2 separate regions of the Homo sapiens genome follow, and region 1 is linked to region 2. Evidence: chromatin loops called from intact Hi-C (ENCODE). Cell type or tissue: chondrocyte. All regions are shown on one strand. Links, peaks and the distances in the headings refer to the core of each region. The heading gives the core; the rest is flanking DNA. Region 1 has its middle 110 kb from the start of ACTRT2. Region 2 overlaps PRDM16 (PR/SET domain 16).

Evidence for each region. A loop is a pair of places that touch in the nucleus more often than their neighbours do. Peaks named below come from ENCODE experiments on the same cell type or tissue, not always from the same donor. Only the 100,000 strongest peaks of a DNase experiment are listed, where the experiment ranks them.
Region 1: it touches region 2 in a loop (3-fold over the local background); 3 of 110 quality-filtered maps call a loop at or near these places.

What each region holds. Positions count from the first base shown.
Region 1 is chr1:2,910,107-2,918,429 of GRCh38, reverse strand. No RefSeq gene overlaps it. Among named protein-coding and RNA genes, the nearest start is that of ACTRT2, 110 kb to the left of the region's middle. In chondrocyte, for the core only: a CTCF peak has its summit at 3,500; no DNase peak of the experiment used is centred there.
Region 2 is chr1:3,406,762-3,415,084 of GRCh38, reverse strand. PRDM16 (PR/SET domain 16) reads right to left here. Exons shown (of 17, transcript NM_022114.4): 9 at 2,285-3,701; 10 at 438-525. Among named protein-coding and RNA genes, the nearest start is that of ARHGEF16, 44 kb to the left of the region's middle. RefSeq lists an enhancer at 6,047-6,624. In chondrocyte, for the core only: CTCF peaks have their summits at 4,555 and 4,755 (motif pointing right); no DNase peak of the experiment used is centred there.

The DNA of each region.
Region 1 (8,323 bases), core at 21-8,020, 500 kb after region 2:
CGCAAGGAGACCATATCTCCACACTTTACGAAAATAACAAAGGTGCCGAAACGCATGGCGAGTTCTAAAAATTGTTTCCCCACATCTCATAAAATCTCATGACTTCTCTCCCTGGACTCTGAGATCCAGGTTTCCAAGAGTGGAAAGAGATAGAAAAGATGCGTTAAGACCCCTCCCACCACCGCTGACATGAGGCTGGGGGCTGGAGGAAGGGGTCCCAGGTTCAGGGCACTCTCCTGCCTGCCGGCTCGGCTCTCCGGGAAGCCCCTCAGGCCAGCTAAAGGTCCCTGGGTAGTCACTTTGTCCTGCTTGGCCCAGGCTCCCCACCCTTCAGAGGACCCCAGGCTGCTTTTGGTTCATTGTTGTAGATTGAATTGTAACCCCAAAAAGATACGTTGAGGTCCTAACTCTGAGGACCTGTGAACGGGCCTTATTCAGAAATAGGATCTTTGCAGATGTCGTCACGTTAACATGAGGTTGTGACACACAGGGAGAAGACAGCTGTGCGACAGGATGCAGAGCGTGGGGCCCTGTGGCCGGGAGTCAAGGAAAGCCAGAGCCTGCAGAAGCTGGAAGGGGCAAGGAGGACCCTCCCAGAGCACCCGTGGACACTGGATTTCAAACCTCATCCTCCAGACTGGGGGAGAAGGAATCCCCATGACTCTCAGCCGCCTGGTTCATGGAACTTTGTTCCGGCACCCGTGTATGAATGCCTTGCCCTGAAGACGCACAGTAGCGCTAAATAAACAATGGGCGTCCAGGTGCTCCTGAAATGAGCAGTGATGGAACAGAGAGGCAGGACAGGAGCGTGGTTGGGGCTTTTAAAATCTTCAGACAGTAAATAAGCAGCCGACAGTAAGGCAGAGGGCACCTGGGCTGCCCTGCCGGGACCCTGCACCCCTGCCCGCCTCGCCACGATGCTTCAGGGTGGTTTGCCCACACGTCCGCTCACACGCAGCCTCGTGGAGCCGCCACGTTAAATATGCATGGCCTCTGCCTTCCCTGTCTCCATGCCCTGTCTCCAGCTGCGCACCTTCGCCTTATTTATTTATTTCAGGGGTTAAATATGTGTGTTCCTTTTGTTCCCAGCAAATGCATCTCCCACATGTTTGCATGTTTTAAATATTCACGCAGGTACGAGAACCACGACACACGACGTCGATTTATTATTTAGGGTACTTTTTCTCTGATAAAACAGAAGCACCTCCATTTGAAGAGGAATTTTACGTTTTATTTCCATTAAAGCCTCTCATTAAAGTTTAAAACCTGCTTTGTCCCTGTACCTAAGGATTGATATTTCCGTCTGTCAGGAAACCCATGGTGCTTGTCGACATGACCGGCGGGGGGAAACGCCAGGCGGGAGGGAAATGCCAGCCTGTCAGCCGGTGTGATGGGGCTGAGGGAACGCGAGGCTGGCCTGCCGAGGTCAGGACCCGCCTGGGGACGAGGCCTCTGAGCTTGGGTTCTGGGGCAGCCGGATCAGAGCCCAGAGGAGGAGGCACCACAAAATCCCCACGGCGACTCAGAAGAGCTCTGACGGTGGTAGTGGAGCAGACACAGGCCCAGGGGCCCCCACAAGCTGCCCCGCCTCGGCCCCACGTTCCAGCACCTGAGCAAAAGCACAGACAAAGACATATGTGAGCATGTGCAGACACGGGTGCCTGAGGACACAGCCATGTGTACATGCAGAAGCAGGCACACAGGCATGCTGGGGTGGCCCCTGGTCACAGGCCATGCTCACGTGTGTGCACACAGCTACAATTTCTCACACCTGTGCACACACTGTGGCTGGCACAGCTGGGAGTGCCCTTTGCCAGCTAGAACCCCGGATGCCGGCCATTGAGAATCCCGGTCCCAGGACACAGAATGTGTCTGAAGGCTGGAGGGGCCTTGGGCCCTGGGTCCTGGGAGAGGTCATCAGGAGTGTGTGTACATGTACGTCATGTGTGGGTACACATGTAGGTGGGTGTATGGACATACATCTGCGTGGGTGTGTCCATGTGCATATGTGTCCATGTGTATTTTCATGTGCAAACACATGCATGTGTACATGTGGATATGTGCACACATGGGCACCGGCTGTACATGTGCACATGTGGGCAAACATGTGGGTGTGCACATGATTGTGTTAATGTATGTGCTGTGTGCAGATGTGCATGTATGTTTGTGTGTGCATAGTGTATGTGTGCATGTGTACATATGCATGTGTGTAGACTGCAAGTATGAGTGCATGTGTGTGCATGTGTATGTGTGTGCAGTGTGTGCATTGTGCACATATGTTCATTGTTTTATGTACACACGTGTGTACATGAGTGCTGTGTGTGTTGTGTTTGTGTATATGTGTAGGTGTGCTGTACAAGTATGTGTGAATTTGTGTGTGTGCATGTGTGGCATGTGTGCATTGTATGTTGTGTGTGCATGTGTGTACAGTGCAAGCATGGGTGTGTGCATGTGTGCACATGTGTGTATGTCTGTGCTTTGTGAGTGCATTCATGTGTGCATGTATTGCTGTGTGGGTGTATACGTGTGCTGTGCGCTGTGCAGGTGTGTATGTGCATGTGTGGACGTGTGTGTGTGTGTGCGCCGTGGGAGTGTGTATATGTTCATGTGTGGACATGTGTGCATGTGTGTGTTGTGAGTGTGTGCATATGCATACATTTATGCATGTGTGTGCATGTGTGTGCATGTATGTGCTGCATGGGCTTGTACATGTATGTGTGTGGTGTGCAGCATGTATATGTGCATGTGTGTACATGTGTGCATGTGTGTGCTCTGCAAGAGTGTATGTCTGCGTGTGTGTACATGTGTGCATGCGTGCTGTGGGAGTGTGTATGTGTGCATGTGTGGACACGTGTGTGTGTTGTAGGAGTGTGTATGTGTGCACGTGTGGACACGTGCACTGGCCTAGCCTTCTGCAGCTTTTGTCCCTCAGGAATTGTCAGCATGGTGGGAGGGGGTGGCCCCACACCGGAAGGTTTCCAGAGTTGCGGAGAGCTTCAGGCAGTGGCAGCCCAAGCTCGGGTTGTCCTACAGGCCCCTCAGGCCAGAGGGTTTGGGGCCAAGTAAATTTCATGTACCTGGCGTGGGAGGTGATCACCTTCCGGCACCCTGGCACAGTTCCTGCACTGTCAAGCCAGGAACTCGAAAAGGCTCTGTCCTCCCCCACTGCCCCTCCTTGGACTCTTAAGACAGACTCAGCAGAAATGCACAGGGTGGGGTTTATGTCCTGCCCTCAGGGTTCAAGTTGGCAATTCAGGCGTTTGGGCAACAAAGTCAATCTAAGTGGGGACAAATTTATCTCATGTTTGAGCCACGGCTTCAGCCCTATGGACATCCATCCCTTCGTGGATCTGCCGCGGGGCAGACTCCCACACCCTCACCCACCCCTGCAGGGCTCAGGGGCTGGCCATTCCCTCCCCCCGGAGCTAAGCCAGCCATGGGTCCTTCCTGGTGGGGATAAGGACCTGGGGCCTGTGCCTGGATCTTTCTCAGGAGGCCTTTCTGGAGAAACAGCTTTCTGCCTCCCTCTAGAGCTCTCTGGAAGCTCCTGCAAGCCAGGCCACTGTGTACAAAGGGCTGGGGCAGGCAAATGCATGTGCAGGATCCAACGCCCCTGGGTCCATGTAGCTTCTGCCAACAACATCGGGAGTCACTGGCCCAGCTTCCCCCATCCTGCTCTGAGTCTGGCCCAGCCTCCCTCATCCTGCTCTGAGCCTGGCCCCCCATCACCATCATCGTCACTGTCGTTTGCACAAATCCACATAGAAAGGAGTCAGAATCCCCTGCTGTCCAGCCAGCGGGGCCCCTCAGGGAGAGACCCTGTGACACAGGAATGGACACAGGAAGTTTCCCAGGTAGGCCCAACAGGTGGAGGTCCTGGGACCAGGAGCAGGACAGGGGGCTCAGCAGGCCCTGAAGGAAAAGGGCCCCAATGCTCCCGGAGCAGACAGCAAGCCCGGCCCTCCATGGAAGATGCTCCCCGGGGAGAGCACATGCAGGGCTCCAGGACAGCCTGCACCTCCCCCGCCAGCTTGCCCAGGAAAGCCCTGCCAGGGGCAGATGGAGACGCCTTGGGCACAGAAAGGCTAAATCACCGTCCATTATCAGAGATCGGGGCGTGGGCACTGGGAGCCCACCTGGCCAGGGGTCCCTTTCTGCCCCATCTGGTGCACAGTGGCCAGTAACACCTGTGTCCTCTGGCCTCATCCAGTGGGATCCTGTGTAGGTGGCAGTGAGGAGGGAAGCACACCCATTCCCTGGTGGGGGTGGCCAAGCTCCACTGGAAGACCCAGCTCTGCTGATGGCTACCCAGACCCCCTCGCCTTCTACCCATCCTCACCCCCAAGGCCAGGGGGCTACCAAGTCCTCCCTGCCTTCAGGTTTGCCAGCAGCCCTGCATTAAATGTCCCCTAGAATCACTGACTCCACGGGTCCCCTCTGGGCCCCCTGGGACCTTGCAGCTCCAGCACCCATGTTCCTGAGGGTGGAGTCTGCCAAGCACCTTTCTGAGCAGTGCAGGGATCCCAGGAGGCTGGAAGGTTGGTCCCTGAGAGCTGGTCCTAAAACCAGGGGCTGGGGGCTGGCAGACATCACTAATCAAAGGCAGCACTGCTTTCTTTGATGGGCAACGTGGTGCCTGCCCCAGGGCAATTGGTCAGGTCCTATGAAGGGTGGGCAAGACCTCGAGGACTGAGCTGGGCACACGACCACATGTGCCGCTGAGTGCCCTGGGCAAGGTGCTGTCTCCTCTGGGGTGAGAGTTCATGCCTCCAGGGGTGGTGGGAGGAAGGCGGTGGTGTCCCCTTGGTGCGGGTGCTGATGTCGCTGGACCAAGACATGGTGGGGACACAGGAGATGCCAGCCCAGGTCTGGGGTTTGATGGAGCAGTTTAGTGATGTCTGCCTGGACACGAGCAGGGTGGCAACAGCACAAGCGCCACCCTGAACGGGACATTGCCGAGGGTCATTTTTTCTGCGTTGTGTCCCTGCTGGGCTGTGACCACACTCAGGCCGCCCCCCTGTGGAGACCTCAGCACAGGCAGCACTCGGGAGAAGCGTGCAGAGCAGACACACAAGGCAGCCTGGGAACCACATGCGGTGGGGTGGCCTCGCCCTCCTCTTCCCAGGTGGGTTCAACCATGAGGAGATCCAGCAGGGAAGCAGAGTGACGGGGGAACAGGGATGGCGATCCCCGTCTGAGCCCCTGAATGAATGGGACGAAGCTGGCACCAGGAGGGCAGGGCCAGCGTGGCTTCACCCGGGGCAGGCAGGAGGCTGAACAAGTCACAACAGGCCGGGGTGGGTTCTGAGGCCTGGGCTGGGGCCACTGGGATGCAGTGACCCAAGCAGGGATGCTAATGCTGATGCTGAGGCAGTGGGCACTTCCTCCCATCCCCAGCAGCCATGTCGGATGCTGGCACCAGCATCTTCCTGACTGAGCTCGCTGAGAGCAAGAACCTTCCAGAAGCGTGACCTCTAATGACAGTCTCTCGCACAATCTTTCTTACAGAAGGACTTGGTGATGGTGACAGGGATCCGAAGGGGAAGTTGGCCAGCCCCGCTCGCTAGGCCCTCTATGAGTCAGGCCTGGCTCCCTGCCCTGGGGACCCCTTCCCTCCCCTCCCCAGCCTGAAGGGGAAGCACAGCATTCAGACTCAAACACCCGGGAAGATCAACCTGCGGGGAGGCTCTGGCTGCTGGGGATGGGGGTTATAGTCCGCTAATGACCCAGGAATCCGGTCCTGAGCCAAGCTGGGCTGCGGTGCAGCTTCTGGGATGGTCCCCTAGGGAGGGCTGCAGGTGGTTGCATAGGCCCCCAACAACCCTGGGAAAAAGCAGCTGGTGGGGCCACATCAGTCGCATTAGAAAAGAGTCCTGGATGGATGGGTGCAGTGACTCACACCTGCCGTCCCAGCACTTTGGGAGGCCAAGGCGGGAGGATTGTCTGAGCCCTGGCGTTTGAGACTGCAATGGCCCATGATTGCACCACTGCACTCCAGCCTGGGTGGCAGAAAGAAACCCTTTCTCTAAAATTAATTAATTAATTAAACTAAGAGAGCTTCCTCCACTTGGGGTGTACCAGCTGCCTCTCGGAAGAGCTGCCCGGAGCAGCTGGACTCCCCAGGATCACCATCCTTAAAGCTGAGGCCTACTCTGTCTGGGTTCTGCCTGCCTCGCCCAAGAGCCACCTGACCTCCCACCCAATGAGGTGGGAGGGAGCTCCACCTCCCACGCCCCTGGGTCATGGATCCCCTGACACTTCTCCGGGAGCAGGCCAGGTAAGGGCTGCTCTCCACATCCTGCAGAGAAAATGGGAAATAGGTGACTTCCTGCAGCCAGGAGAGGAGGCCTGAGAGGCATGCAAAGCCTGTGCCCCCACACAGGCTCTCAGTCCCCATACGTGTGCACCCACAAGGTCACTCACACTCACACATACATGCACACAGCCACGTGCTTACACACACACAGTCACGGGCACCCTACATACACCCACACACTCCAAAACACACACGCATCCTGCGCGCACACACACACACACACACCTGTGCTCGTGTGCCCACCAGCCCGCCCCACCCTCCCCCTTCCTCCTCTCAGACCCTGAGCTCCCCCGCAGCCCCCAAGCCTGGAAACAGGCAAGTCCAGGCTCAGCATTGATCGCAGCAGCAGCCGTGCCTCTGGGCTCTGAGACAGCCTCTAAATGCCGCAGGCCCTCGGAGTCCCTCGGGCAGCCTCCTGACAGTGGGTGAGAAACGCCGGCGCGGGATATATTGAACGGCGCTGGTGGATGGGATGGTGGCGGCCGCTCCTCCCGCGCTGAATTATCTCTGGCAGAAATAAAAATCAGCTGAGCGCCGGGTTTCGATAGGCCACAATCTGTTAGCAGAAAATTGGACTGTCACCAGCATGCCATGTTCATTTTGGCTGACTAAAGAGATATTAATCTACTGTCACGGTAACAGCTCTGCCAGCACAGTTAACGGGCCAGCAGAGACAGGGCTGCCTCTCGGGGACAGCAGCGCCGCGGCGGCCGCGGTGCAGGGACTCAGCGCGGGATCTGGGGCCACGCGCGCGCCTGGGTAGGGGCCACCGTCCACTCTGGGCCACGTCAGGTCCCACTGGGACAGTGGACCGCCTATCTGTGTTGGCCTTGAAGATGGGAGACGAATCGCCATCATCCCACGCCTCCAGCGTCCTGGCGCCCAGACCCCCGTGCAAGTGTCTCCAAGGGGCAACGCCCAGACCTCTGGATGACACCTCGGCCCAGGAGCTCACCTGCCTCTCATCTGTGCACAGAGAAAGACTCAGGAACCTCGCGGGCAGCACCCTCTGCACCTCCCATCTACACTGGCCACAGGGAGCAAGGGGGACCCAGGACACACCAGGGTGGCTCAGCAAGAGTGGCTTGGCGGGCCTGGCCCTGGGGGCTCAGAACTGCCATGGGGACCCTGGCCCACTGCACCCCACCACCCCTCAGGCCTCCAGACAAGATGCTTGGAGACCCACGTCAGAGGCTCCAGGTAGGCACGGCCCCTGCAGCTGCCAAATACTGCCACTGCCTAGAACACTGACCCCCAGGTGGGTGGGCGCCAGAGTACCCCAGGTCCAGAACTCTCAGGAGGAGACAGCGATGTGGCCTACTGAATACGTCACCGACTCAACTCACCGAGAGAGTGCCCCTTGGGCCAGGGTCCCTGGGACCCAGGGAGGACACCCCCACCCCAAGGGTTTTCTGAGGCCCCTTGAAGGATTAACGGGGCCCAACACAGGGCTTGGGTAGCCTGGGGGCTGTCCATCCCTGACCTGGGCTGATGCTCCTGCACCCCTGTTTCCTAGTGAGGGGCACAGCCTTGCTCCCCGGACAATGGTCGCCCCTGCTGAGCCGCGGCTCACAAAGCCTGCATGGATCAATGGGCCGCATCTCATGGCTTCTCCTCCCTGCGGAAGCCACCTGAGGCCAAGCCGGGCAGGTGCATCGAGCCAAGCTATGCTCTGCTCCCGGAGGCCCCTGAGCCTCCCCATGACCCTCATCCTCCCACTCAGCTAGCTGGTTGGGGGCAGGCAGTGGAGGCCACTCAGCTGAAGGGGCAGGGCCTGACACACGCAGGAGAGGCAGGGCTCAGGGCCAGAGCTGTGTCCTGGACACGGCCAGCCCTTGGGGCAGAGCTGGTGGAGCCAGGAAGGTGTCATGGGCAGTTTCTTGGCCTCTGCCTTGTGCCACTTGCTGAGGTCCCAACACAGGGAGGCCGGGTGATGGACGTCACAAACCCCCAGTGTGCCCCATCCTGCTGTAGCCCTGGGGAGGTCCCTGCACTCACGTGCCTCCT
Region 2 (8,323 bases), core at 96-8,095:
TGCATGCTCAGGCCCTTCCTCTCTTCCGGTCCATTTGAACATACTCAGGTCCTGTGCACCCCAGAGAGAGCGCCCACGCTGTGTCCTGGGCTGCCACCTGAGGCTGCTCCCCTCACTCACAATCCCTGCCCTCGCTCCTTCAGGCTCTGCCCACGACTCCAGTGAAGCTCCTTCTCCCTCCTGGAGCCCAGAGCCAGGGGTCAGAGAGGTCCCTGGGGTGGCCCTGTGAGGGTCACTCTCAGTCCTCAACCTCTCCAGCCTACAGTGACCTGAGGGGCCTCAGGGAGAGAATCCTCCTCTGCCTTTGAGGGCGTCTGTGCGTGGTATGGCCTGGACGGGGACTTAGGCTCCAGCCTGGCCACTGAGCCTCGACAGCCGGGAGATGGGGCCACTGGCGTGTGGGTTACAGGGCGCCCTGACCTGCACTGAGGACGTACCTGGGGGTGGAAGAGCAGCGGGGACGGCCGCAGGTACTTCTCCTTCAGGGCTCCCACGGGGTCTGTGACCTTCCGCTTTTCTACCCTGCTGGACAACAGCACAGAGGGTTACGTACCCCACCGAGCCGCCCGCCCCGCCGAGCCACCCGCTCCACAGAGCCGCCCACCCCGCCTGACCATATACCTGGCCAGTCACAAGGCCATGGTGTGGACCTCGCCGTGGCTGCCCCAACGCTCACCAGACTCCTCTGTGGGCCTTGGGGATGTCGGGAGCCCAGCCCACCTGCACCCCTAGACGGACCCTCCCTGTCACCACCTGCCCCTGAACACTCTCCCTCAGTGGTTCCCTCACACCTCCCATGCCTCCAAGGTCCCCTCGAGGGCCTTCAAAGACCCCTGGCTGCCAGCACCCCTGCAGGTCATGGGTGCTAAGTGCAGGCGGCTGGAGTTTTCTCTGAAGGCCCCGTGCACCCCGGCCTAACTGGCCGGTCAGCCCTGCATGAGTGGGGACCACTCTGAAGGGGGTCCCTGGACCTGCTCACAGCAGAGCGTGGCTCACACCAGAGGCTCAAGGCCTCCTCCGCTCCTTCTCTGACCCGGCCCCTGGCACGGGGTGTGCTGCCCGTGTGTGCTGATGAACGTGAGTGGCCAGCAGGTTTCTGTCCTGGGGAGGTCACCAGGGGCTTCCTGCAGCACCCAGACAGGGCCCTGTCTAAACACCCTCCAGGGCTGCTGGAGATTACAGTTCCAGAACCTTCCCCAGATGCCGGTGACAAGCCTGCTCACTGAATCACAATGCAAACCTCCTGTGGTAAACAGAGGCCGTGGGCAGGGCTATCCACTGACCCTCCTTTGGCCTGGTGGCTCTTGAAGGCAGCCTGCTCTTCTCTGTCTGCCTGGGTTCCCATAGTGAGGGTTAGATTTGGGAGCCTCTTTCCCATCACTGAGAGCGCTTTGGTAAACCTGCCACCCCGTTGCAAGACACAGCACCCCCAGCATGTCTATGACTGGCCGCTTTTGCTTTATTAGGACAGGACTTGCTCAGGGTCTCCTGCCTGTCTCCTTGCATGGCGAAGCGGGGAGCACAGGGACAGGTGCTGGTGGGGGTAGGACCCCCTCCCCAAGCCTAGCCCTGCTCTTCCAACCCACCTGCATTCTAGGGAGGGGCAAACCTGTCCAGAAATTAGGGAGTGGCATTAAACTCGCCTTTCCCCAAGAGAGGCATCAGAGACACAGGACACTGGTGCCTAGAAAACCCTCCAATGCTTGCTTCATCCCTCGCCTCCTCCTCCCCTCCAAGGACCACTGGCTCCTTCTCTGATTCCCCCGGGGCCCCCAGAAAGACACCCCCTCCCCATTCCCCCTGCCGCTGTGGCTCCAGGGGCAGGAGCGCACCAGGAGGGGCAGGAAGCACTCAGCCCAGGCCCCTCTGACTTCTGCAGGTAGAGGCTGGGGAGAGCTAGACCAGAGACGACAGCTGGAGAGAGGGGTGGGGAAGGGTGTGGGTTGGGGTGGGGGGTGGGGTTACTGGGGATAGGAGGCGCTCGAGGCCAGCAGTGTGATGTCTGAGTGGTCATCGGTGCAAGCAAACTGCACGTGTCCAGGAGCACCCGTCCTGGCCTCCCAAACACGGCCCGGGCCAGGCACCTAGCTTAGGAGCAGCCAAGCCAGGCATCCCTCCTGAGGGGTGCAGACCCCCCCAAGAACAGGGGCATCTTCCTGAAGTCAGCAAAGGCCGGGGGACGACCTTGGAGGAGCTTGAAAGAGACACCACCATGCACTGAGCCCGCCCAGCACCGCCGCGGCCCCGCCCCAGGGAGAGCCAGTGAGGCTGGGGTGCTGAATACCTGTAGATGGGGTCCATGAAGAAGGGCGAGGGCTTGGCGTAGTGGAGCGGGGGCTGCTGGGGCATCCGCGCCGGGCACACCTGGGGCAGCCCCTCGCCGGCGCCCAGCTTGCGTTCCCCATAGACGTGGTTCTTGCGGGGCTCCCGCCCGCCGCCGTTTTGGCTGGCACGGGCCCGGCTGCCGATGCTCAGGTCCAGCGGCTGCTCCTCGCCGGATGCGGGGGCCGAGGGGCCCTTGGGCATGGGCAGGATGGGCTTCACGTCTTTGGGCTTGGTGGTGAGATCAAAGGGGCACTCGGCACTGGGGCCGCCCACCTTGAGGGCGTCCCGGGGTGACTTTGGCTCGGCCTTGACCAGCAAGTTGTGGGCGAGGGCTCGGTCCGTGAAGGGGTAAAGGGAGTGGGGGAAGTTGGGCAGGAACTGGAAGGGGAACGCCGAGTGGTAGGGGAGCGAGCCCAGCTTCTTCTCCTGCATCCCCATGAAGCCGGGGCCAAAGTACTTCTCGGCAATGGATGCGATGGCCTTGATGGAGTCCCCGGCGGCGCCCGTTGCAGTCAGCAGCTGCTCGTCGGGTGGCGGGAAGAATGAGTGCTGGGAATAGAAGACAGGCACCTCGGCCACGCTGTTCGGGGCCCCCGGGGGCGCCAAGCCGCCCCCAAACTTGGGCTGGCCCTCGGCGGACTTGCCCTTGCCCTTGTCCTTGTCAGGGTCGCTGTCCACGTCGCTGTCCAGGTCCGAGCCCGTCCCCGTGGTCGTGTCCAGGTCGGTCCCCGTGGTGGTGTTGACGTCCTCAAAGTCACTGCCGTCCGACATGTCGCTGCTCCTGGTCTTCAGCTTCTCCACACAGGAGTCCTCCAGGCGGCTCTCGAACTTCTCCTCGGGCCCCGCAGCTGCCGTCGTGCCCTGGCTGCTGTTGCTGACGGCGGAGACCAGGGGCAGGGCTGGGTTCCCCAGGGGACTGGGGAGCTTGGCGTCCTGGGTGTGGTTCAGGGGGCTCTTGAGCAGCGATGTGGGAGGTAGCAGAGGCGGCCGGGGGTACAAGGATGGAGGGAAGATGCCCGGGAAGCCGGGGGTGAGTGCGGGGAACGTGGGAGGCGCCGTGGAGAAGGGCAGGCTCCCCGGGTGCGGCCTGGAGGGAAAGTACTCGTTGAAGCCCAGGCTGGCGTGATTGAGGCTGGGGGAGGGTTTTGCCTTGTCCATCATGGGGCTGGGGGTCAAGGGCAGGCCCGGGGCAAAGATGCCGCCCGGCGTGTAATGGTTCTTGCCCTCGCAGAAGCGCCGGTGCTTGTTGAGGGAGGAGGTAGTGCTGAACATCTGGCCACAGTCCTTGCACTTGATCTGCGTGCGGCAGTCGGCGTGCATCCGCTTGTGCCGGCACAGGTTGGAGAACTGCGTGTAGGACTTGTGGCAGACCTCACCTAAAACATCAGCAGAAGCCAAGACAAACCCGCATGAAATGACCGGGAAACCCTGCTGAAAACGCCACATGAAATTACTGGGAAAGCCAGCCGCTGGAGGGGCGAGGCTGGGGCTGGAAGCAGTCTGTCTGGGTGCATGTGCGTGGGCATGGGTGTATATGTGTGTACTGTGCATACATGCGTGTGTGCGTACACACAAATACACAGGCAGGTGCATGTGTGTCTGTGTGCGTAAGTGTCCGTGTCTGGGCAGGCGTGTGTGTATTCTGCAAGCGTGCGTGTCTGAGTGTGCACACGTGTGCACACATGAGCATGTGGAAACATATGTGTGTGTGCATGCGCCCCACCCAAGACTGGCCTCCAGTGACCAGCACAGATCGGGGGGCCGGTTGGTACAGTTCCTGCTGTGCCGCCACCTTCTTTGCTGGAGAATGGGCTTGCCACTGCTGTTTCCACCCTCCTACCCCACGGTGTTGCTAGTTTAGGAGCCAAGATTTTCAGAAGTCCCTGGGGAAGGTGAACCTGCTCTCCAGGGCGGGGCACGGGGAAAGCGAATGCATGTGATGGTGTCTGCCACTCCATCAGTGGATTCAGGGCAAGCTGGCTCAGGGCCCGCCCTGCCTTCGTCTTCACTTTTGCAGCTGTTCTAGCAGGGGTGGGGGCAGGACGCTGACCACGCAGACTGTGCCTCCTGCTCTCTAGAAGTTCACAGTGTTCCTAGTGTCCTCCCACCTCCCCTCTCCGCACCAGATCCTGCTGCCTGCACCCCGGAGAAGGCAGCCTCTGGGTTGACACAGACAGTTCCTGAGGTTCTCAGGAGGCCCCAACTCGGGGATCCCGGACTTTGGGGCTCCTGGCAGTACTCAACTACCCTTTGGAGATGGCTGGAGGTGGACATGGATAGGAGGTCACCCCGGGCAGGAGCCCTATGCAGAGGGACTATTCCCTGCTTGAGAAAAGTGAAAATCCTACTACTGGGAACCTCCTCAGACTGGGATGGAAGCGGCAGTGCCCGGCTCTGGCTGGCGAGTGCCAGCATCTTCTCTCAACAGGAGAGGGCAGTGCCGGCCCAGCTAGACTCCAGGACCCAGCGGCCTGGGGGTTCCGGCCATTTTCCTAAAGGCCTGTGAACGGTTGTCAGCGAATCACCAGCTTGTCTTTTGCCTCTTGTTTTTCTAAGAAAAAAGGGAGGAACACACACACATCTACACATGCACACACACAGCACACACAACCACACACCACATTCATACACATGCACACACACCACACACACGCACACACACAACCACACACATTCATACACATGCACATACACAACCACACACCACATTCGTACACACACAATCACACACATGCACACACAGCACACACACATGCACACCCCCCACACCCCCCCATGCAAACACACAACCACACCCCCCACACGCACACACACCCACACCACACACATGCACATACACACACACCACACCCACAACCACACCACACACATGCACACAACCACACACATGCACACAAACACCACACACACACCCACACCACACACCCACACACAACCACACACATGCACACATACACCACACACACCCACACCACACACCCACACACAACCACACACACTCACACCCACACCACACACACACCCACACTACACACACCACACAAACCACACACATGCACATACACCACACACACGCACACACACACCACAGACACGCACACCACACACACACATCCCGGCGAGTGTCTCTCTCTGTAGGACAATTTGCTTCCTAAACACGGCGTGGTGGAAACAATGATTTCAGCAAGCTTCTTGCTCACCAGAAATCGTCGGCTGCCTGATCTCCTTCGACTCCAGCTGGGAGCTTTTCCCCTAAGATGATCGTGTTCTTTCATCACGATATCTATTTATATTAACCGCTCTACCTTCCTGCTCGTCCAGCCTGGCGGGGCGTTTTCAAGGCTGAGGGGAGAAGAACTTTGTCTCGTTTCATCAAATCTGCCCTCTCTGGAGGGCTGCTGATGGACAGGTGACCCTCCAGAGGGAGGGTCTGTAAATACCCCTCGGTCACCTACCTGGCCCTCGGGGAGGCACTCAGCCCTGCCGGCCAAACAAGCACACCCTGGCTGTGCCCCACTCACACACTCTCACACCCACACGCACCAACTCACGCGCCCACACTCTCACACACACACGCACCAACTCACGTGCCCACACTCACTCACACACACCCACACTCACACACTCACATGCATCAACTCACACGCCCACACTCGCACTCACAGACACGCGCCCACACTCACGCTGTCACGTGCGCCGACACACGCACCGGCCCACACGCCCACACTCACACACACTGACATGCCCCGGCTCACACGCCAACCCTCACATGCTCTCACACGTGCCAACACATGCACTGGCTCACACGCCCCTCACTCTCATGCGTGCCAACACAAGCACTGGCTCACACGCCCACCCTCATGCGCTCTCACACACACACGCACCAGCTCACGTGCCCACCCTCGTGCTCTCACATCCTCCAACACACGCACCAGCTCACGCGCCCACACGCGCTCACACACACGCACCGGCTCACGCGCCCACACTCATGCACTCTCACGTGTGCCAACACATGCACCGGCTCACGCGCCCACACTCACACACTCTCATGCACGCCAACACATGCACCGGCTCACGTGCTCACACTCACACACTCTCACACATGCCAACACAGGCACCAGCTCACGCACCCACACTCATGCACTCACACACACACCAGCTCACACACCCACACTCACACGCTCTCACACGCACCGACACATGCACCAGCTCATGTGTCCACACACACGCTCTCACACACACACGCACCGGTGCACGCGCCCACACTCACACACTCTCACACGTGCATACTTATTAAAGCAAAGGCTCTTTCTGCAAAGTGCCCAGTGGGAGCCTGTGCACCTCATTCCCAGATATTATACTTCCTCTCTGTCCTGTTCTCCTCTCCTCTCGCTCTACCCACCCCTTCTCTTACACCCATGCACACACACGTTTGTACACAGCCCAGGGCACAGGTGAGCGCCTTGGTGGGAAAGACACCACCAGGAATGACACCCCCTCCGTCTGTGTGGCCAGTGAGGTGGGGGCTTAGGGCTTCCATCTGCCTGTGCCATGGGTGTGTCACCCAGCAGGTGGACACGGAGTCTGGCCATGAGCGCCTGCGCAGCTGTGACCTCTCCTGCAAGCAACTGACCATTCCTGGAAAGGGCCACGCCATTTGGACTCCCTCACTTGTTTGCAAATTCTCCTCTCCAAGCCTGAAGACCCCCTTCTGCAGTTGCACCAAAGGACACTGTGCAGTGGCCTGGGGGATACCAGGGCTGCGTTGCTTGTGTCTGATCTAATTTCTAAGGGAATGAGAATCTTCATAAACCCGATCTGCCCACATCTGGGGTTTTCCTTTAAGCTTTATCCCCTTAGCAAAAAGCCAAGGCACAAAGGTGAGCCGAGTGTGTGGACAAGAAGCGCAAGAGTCGCCGAGGCGGGGCAGGGCCAGTTGAGTTTCCCTGTCCTCACTCCATCCACGAGGGATGGGGAGCAGCCTGCAGTGTGGTGGGAACAGTGGGCTCCAGCTGCCCAGGGTGCTGCAGCTCTTGGAATGCACATCATTAAAGCGATGCAACGGGACTTTAGAACGCTCGTCTGCAGGCCCAGAGAGGCAAGGAAGTTTAAACCTAGGTCCAATTTTCTTGCTCCTGAGCTTGCTATAGAACTCCACGTTGTCATCTGAGGCACCAACTGGTGCCGCTCTCACTGGAGTCACTTGACCTGCAGCTGGGAGCAGTCACCCCCCGCCCCAGCCCCTGACTCCTGCCCAGCTCGCACCGTGCTGGCTTCTCCCAGAGGAAAGGGGTACTGTGTATCGGGGTGCCGGAGCCGGGCACACTGCACACATGCTCCTCCTGGGAGATCGGTGGTCAGCAAATGGGAAAACAGTACTTGTGGAACGGCCGGCAGGCAGAGCTCCATCTCCCTTTGGTTCCTCAGTTGGTGGGGGCATGTGGCCCAGGTTAGGCTGGGGGCGGAGTCACCCCTAGCAGGACGGCTGGACGCTGGGGCTTGGGAGGTGGGTGGGACGGGCACAGCCCAGGTGCTGACAGGGGCCCGGCTGGCTGGCGGACATCACCTCTTGTGCAAGTGGTCAGTGCCTGAGTGGTCCCACATCAGCAAGAACACCTGAGTCCAGGTTCCCAAGCTCCCAGCACCCCGCCTCTCCAGGCTGATGCAACGGAGCCTGGAAGGTTCAAATCACCCAGCCGGGGGCCAGGAGCCAGGCCCCTGAAGCTAAAATTTGGGCTCCACAGCCTGGCCTTGAGCCCACGGTCACTCAACATCTTGTAGCCTCCCTTTCCTCCTATGACAACTGGAGACAGAAGGGCCCCACTCTCAGGCTTTCGTAAGGATGCTGTGTAAGAATGCTTGGGAAGCGATGACTCGGCACAAGGCCCAGCAGACAGGACCCTTCAGGGGCCTCTGACTTCACTGAGAATCAGGGTCATAGTCCCTGCACTGGCCCACAAGGCCCCTTGGACCCGGCCCTGGTGACCTCTTACCTTTC